Linked DNA regions of Homo sapiens: region 2 is linked to region 1. A link is a loop called in an ENCODE intact Hi-C map of the cell type or tissue named here. Cell type or tissue: dorsolateral prefrontal cortex. All regions are shown on one strand. Each heading gives the region's core, and the rest is flanking DNA. Links, peaks and the distances in the headings are about the cores only. Region 1 has its middle 62 kb from the start of SAMD9. Region 2 overlaps RBM48 (RNA binding motif protein 48).

The links. Hi-C counts contacts between places; a loop is a spot of excess contacts. Peaks named below come from ENCODE experiments on the same cell type or tissue, not always from the same donor. Only the 100,000 strongest peaks of a DNase experiment are listed, where the experiment ranks them.
Region 2: it touches region 1 in a loop (3-fold over the local background); 16 of 110 quality-filtered maps call a loop at or near these places.

What each region holds. Positions count from the first base shown.
Region 1 is chr7:93,054,297-93,057,225 of GRCh38, reverse strand. No RefSeq gene overlaps it. Among named protein-coding and RNA genes, the nearest start is that of SAMD9, 62 kb to the left of the region's middle. In dorsolateral prefrontal cortex, for the core only: CTCF peaks have their summits at 1,205 and 1,405 (motif pointing right); no DNase peak of the experiment used is centred there.
Region 2 is chr7:92,533,866-92,536,794 of GRCh38, reverse strand. It overlaps RBM48 (RNA binding motif protein 48), which reads right to left. Exons shown (of 5, transcript NM_032120.4): 4 at 1,825-2,393. Among named protein-coding and RNA genes, the nearest start is that of RBM48, 6.5 kb to the right of the region's middle. In dorsolateral prefrontal cortex, for the core only: no CTCF peak of the experiment used is centred there; no DNase peak of the experiment used is centred there; H3K4me3 peaks cover 1,208 bases; H3K27ac peaks cover 1,093 bases.

The DNA of each region.
Region 1 (2,929 bases), core at 97-2,596:
TTCATACATTAAAGGAATGCATTGGGATAAAACTCTGTGGAGTGAAATGGAAATGTGAGTGTAAGGAGAAAAAGGAACAATGTAAAATTTGACTATTCCAATAGAGCATCTTCATGTTTCTTTATACTGATGGTGGTGCTGCCTCAATATCTGAACCACTGTATTTTAAAATATTAATATTTTAATAAAGCAAAAACTACATCATTTTCTACTATTGAAATTTAAAGTAAAAAATTTTTAATGTTATCCTGAAAATGTTCAAGGAGGCCAGGCACAGTGGCTCACACTTGTAATCTCAGGACTTTGGGAGGCCGAGGCAGGAGGATCACTTGACCTCCCAGGAGGTCAGGAGTTCAAGACCAGCCTGGGCAACATAGCAAGACCCCATCTCTACAAAAAATGTTTTTAAAAATTAGCTGGGTGTGATGGCATGTAGCTGTAGTCCTAGCTACTTGGGAGGCTCAGGTGGGAGGATCACTTGAACCCAGGAGTTTGAGGTTGCAGTGAGCTGTGATCACACCACTGCACTCCAACCTGGACAACATAGCAAGACCCTGTCTCTAAAATAAAATGTTTAAGGAATTACATAGTTTTTCAAGATTATTTTAGGAGATGCATAAGCAAATGAGTCACTTTACAGAAATTCTCACATATGTGTACATGAAGAAATGTAAAATAACATCATTCTAACATTGCTTGATGAAAGGAAAACTTGGGGAAAATACTCAATGTCCATCAACAGAAGAATAAGTTGGAAAAAATGTACATATATAATATTCCTATACAGGTATTAAAATGATCAGCCAGAAGTAGATGAATCAACATGAATGAATATCAAAAATATAATGTTAATGCAGCAGATATATTATTTATATAAACATTTTTTAATTTAAAACTGCTGAAATATATTGTTTAATTAGAAAATACAGAATAAAACCTTAAACCATGTATGGAATTAATAACCATCAAACTGATGAGAAAGATGAACTCTGGAGACAGAGGGAAATAGAATTGAGAAGAAATATACAGTCTTCAACTAAATCTGTAATGTTTTCTCCTTTTAAAAAATCTGAAGCACTTATAGCAGAAAGTTAGGTTTATTAAAATTTCATAAAGCTAAGGTGCGGGCACATAGGTCATCATATACTCATTTGTATATTTGAACTATTTCATAATAAAAATAGTATGAGATAAAATATAAAAGAAAACAGTGATACAATATATCCTAAAATGACAAAAGAAAGAATTTAAAAAATCAATCCAACAGATTATAGGGACAAAATACAAAGAAAAAAAAGGTGAATTAAAAACACAAAATAAGGTGGTGGAATATATCAGTGATTAATTAGAATTAGATCTGAGTTTAAATGTTGCCTCAGACAATGGCAGTAACACATAGAATCCATTAGATGGCAGTGTTACTTTATATTTATTCTCATTTTTCAGCACGGTGGGTTCACGACTCAATGGCATTCAACGAATTAGATTTCAGACTCAATTAGATGCCGTTTTAGGTTTGACTCAAACATCTAATAATGAGTAAATAATAATACCTATAGTAACATTTTTAATGTGCAATACAAATATAAATTTTTATTACACAATAATTTTTAAAATCTCTTTCTGCATATTTTCCATTAATTATTCTTTAACTTGCTAAAGCAATTTTGTGTTATTCTATAGGCCCTTCAAGAGGCAGGCAAGACAGAAAGCATTTCCTATTGCTTTGGGAAAAAAATAGGGTCTCTAAATTGTCTCTATACACATTTGCAATAAAGTTTGTGGCTCTTAGAAATACAGCCCTGTGACGTAAGCAATACATGGAATTAAAAGAGATCTTGAAAAACCATCTATTCTAACCCCCAGCATCTTGAAAATTGACAAATGGGGAACTAGTCTATTTTTAAAGATTTCAAGGAAGGAAATCATCAGTCAGAAAGTTCTTCTTCCCATCTAACCTAAATCCCTCCTGATGAAGTGTAATCCCATTTCCTGTAGTGTGGACCTTTCCAGTGAGGTTGAAGGACATCTGCGGTCCACAATCCTCATCTAAAGAATAACCCTTCACATCCCAGAATACGTGCATATTAGGCTCTTATGAACTATAACATGGATCTCAACAAGGCAGGTGTCTATGAGCAACTGTCAGTAAATTACTAATAGCCCAAATGTTATCATTAAGAGACTACCTCACAAAAGCCTGTTGTAAAGAGAGCCAACCTTGAAACAAACGGTTATGGAGTTATGACCTTGAAGTAAAGAGAGATGGGTTCTTATCTCCAGTAGCATTTTAGGTTACTTTAGGGGGTTCCATTAAATATAATCATGATTAAACACCTACTATGAGCAGGGTGCTTTCATTTTTTTTTTTTTTTTTTTTTTTTCTTAGGCAGGATCTCACTCTGTCACCCAGGCTGGAGTGCCACTGCACGATCATGGCTCACTGCAGCCTCAACCTCCTGGACTCAAGCCATCCTCCTGCCTCAGCTTCTGGAGTAGCTGGGAACACAAGCATGCGCCGCCACACCCAGGTTTGTTTGTTTGTTTTGTACAGACAGGGTCACATTATGTTGCCCAGGCTGATCTCGAACTCCTGGGTTCAAGGGATCCTTCCACCCCATCCTCCCAAAGTGCTGGGATAACAGGGGTGAACCTGGCCAATTAATTCTTTATAATACTCAAAGTCCTGGCCAATTAATTATTTGTAATCCTCACAAAAGGCCTGCAAGTTAGGAGTTGTTATTATCATCGTTACTATTATGATTCTAACTATTTTCCAAATAAGGAAACTGAGGCTCAAGAAAGTTAATTAGTTTGCCCAAAGCAAACAGCTGTTAGGAGACAGAGCTGGCTTTCATTCTTGCCTGACTCCAAGGCTGTACAGGTACAGTACACCACTGTTCTTCAAGTTCTTCTGGCTTTAAAGTGA
Region 2 (2,929 bases), core at 323-2,822, 520 kb after region 1:
TAAGCTATTAGAAGAGGTAAGACTACATCCAATAGTTCAATCCTTGATGTCACTTTCGAGGCAGAGTTCGCCTAAGTTCAAGGTACAGCCTATGACCTAGGCACAGAGTGGAGTCTTCCATTTGAATACTGATGACAGTAAAATTTCTAAAGCTATTTAAAAAGAAAAAAAATTTGGAGGAAGAAAAGTGAACATATGCTCTACTTTAACATTCCTTTATAGATCTAAAGACACTTGTTATATTACGGATTCAGATAGATATCCTGGTTTTGCATTCTTGAAACACTGATAACGTTTGATAGATTTGGGGGGATGAAAACCTTTGGAGAAATGAGCAGGAAGCAGTATAATCCTCAATTTCCTGGAGAAAAAGGAAAAGCAAACACACCATCAGAAAAAGAGTGTACAAAGAGTATACAATAAGTCAAAGCAAAGTAAGAGTCTTCATTTGAAATGGAAAATTATTAGAAACTATAGTAAACTGTATTTAATATCTTTTTTTTGTTGTTCTATTTCTGGACCTAGAATTTGGACTTCACACGTTTATCTTGAAAATGTAATCAGCTCTGGTTGAGACAGGTATGTATCTATGTCTATGCCTCAGTTCAGCTGTAACTGAAGGAAGGAAGTAAGGGTGGCAGCACAAACTGAAAACCTTTTTTTTTGAGACAGGGTCTCACACTGTCACCCAGGCTGGAGTGCAGTGGCATGATCTTGGCTCACTGCAACCTCCGCCTCCCAGACTCAAGTACCCTTCCACCTAAGCTTCCCAAGTAGCTACAAGAGTTCACCACCACGCCTGGCTAATTTTTGTATATTTATGGTAAAGATGGGGTTTCATCACATTGGTCAGGCTGGTCTCAGACTCCTGGGCTCAAGCAATCTGCTCACCTCAGCCTCCCAAAGTGCTGAAGTTATTGGTGTGAGGCACTGGGCCCAGCCTAAACTGAAAAGCTAAAGAAGGCTTCAAAACTGTGCCCACGGATTTTAATTATTATTAAATAATACCTTTAATCAGATATTTTTAGGTAAAAAATGTACATATATGAAATTAAACTACCTTAGCCTCCCTTAATCACATTGTAAAATATGAGTAAAACTATGTGAAAAGCAGTTTCTGCATCTTGGAGTAAGTATAAGAGAATGTCATAACCCTCAGTTTATGATTTGTAACAGTAGTCCCTACCCCACAAAAAGGTGTCTTTCAAAAGCTAACTCAGATGTTAACTTCATTTGTGCTTAGGAAATGGAAAATGATTATGTAAATGACATTAAAAAAAAAAACAGACTACCTAGGCAGCACAATCTGATCCCGATCATTTAAGAAGTCTACATTTGAAATGCATACCTGGAGGCCTAATTTTTAGAAATCTCACCACCTTCTATTGCTCTTTATCACAAAAGCAAATTAAGCATTTTGAATTTGATATAAACTGTAATAACTCTAAATTTGAGAGAAATAATTTACAATACTTTTGCTTCTCAACTTTGGCTCATATTAGAACTACCTGGGGAGCTTTTAACAAAAATGGCAGGCCTGGGCTCCACTCTCACAGATTGATTTAATTGGCTGAAACCACTGCTTTAATATTTTGTATCTACAGTGATATAAAATGTCTGTTCATTGTTTAAAGCAAGTATTAACAGTTTAAAGCAAATAAAATGTTAGCCAAATTCAGTTATTTCAACAGAGAACTGTAGAAAAACACATCAAAACACTAAAAAGTGAAAAAAAATTACAGTACTATTGTTCCCACAAATAATTCTCCATTTAATCCTATAACCAAATCGTGTCTTAGAATAGTTTTTTAAAAATAACCTTACCTCTTTAAGTTTATGCCGAATTAAATTCGCCGTTGTATTCAATGAGTCATCGTGCATATCCACTTTAGAGATGTCTGGTAACAGAGGTCCAATCATAATCTCATTACCAGTTGGGTTTGTTTGAAGAAAAGTTCCAAGTTTACGATCATCTTCTCTTCTTCTTTTGCGCTCCTGCAGTTGTGTTGTCCTAGGCATAAATCTGTCAACTGCCTCTGAAGACGTAATAGCCTTTTGTGCACCAGGGCAGGCCACTGAGTTTTTCAAAGAGTTTATCTGTGTTTTCCGCAAAGAGTCATTGTGGTTATAATGCCCCATTGTTTTATGATGGTTTCTACCATCCTTAGAGGAGTCTGGTGCTCTGTCTACAGGTCCCCCGGATGAACACATACATTTTGAGGAGAAATAACATAAAGGCAATTCACAGGAATACGGAAGATAAGGATTTGAGTTCCCTGCAGAAGTGTTCAAAGCAGCTTTACAAAATCCAGACATCTCTGAGTGGAAGTCTTGTCTAAAATCCTCTGTGTCTTTATGCTCTGTAACCAATTTCTTCTTTGTCACGTAATGGTCTTTATATTACAATTTAAAAGTTGAGGGAAAGGGAAACAGAAGTGGTTTATTGTTTTCATCATTCAGAATCATATAATTTAAAAAAATCACTTAAAAATGTTAACAAATTCTACTCCAAAAAAATCATTTCTTGAGAAGGGTATATATTCACATGGTTTAAAACCTAAAACGGATAAAAAGATATATAGCATCAAGTGTCACCCTTTCCTTGCTCTCCATGGGTCTGGTTTCATCCCCATAAGTAATCACTATTGTTTTTTATTTATCTGTTCAATATGTCTCACTTTGCCACCTCCTTCCTCCCATTTTCTCCCCACTTTAAGATAACCTGTAATACGCATTTCTCTGCACCTCTGCATTTTCCATTTCACTGTAGATCTTACAGAGGTTTTTCATCATTATATAGAAAGGTTTTTTTTTTTTTTTTTTTTTTACAATTTCAGAGTATTCCACTATCTGGATGTATCATGCTCCTTGGCTTGTGTTTGTTAGTCACTAAAGAAAGCAATATGCTTGTCGCACTTCTAGGGCTGGC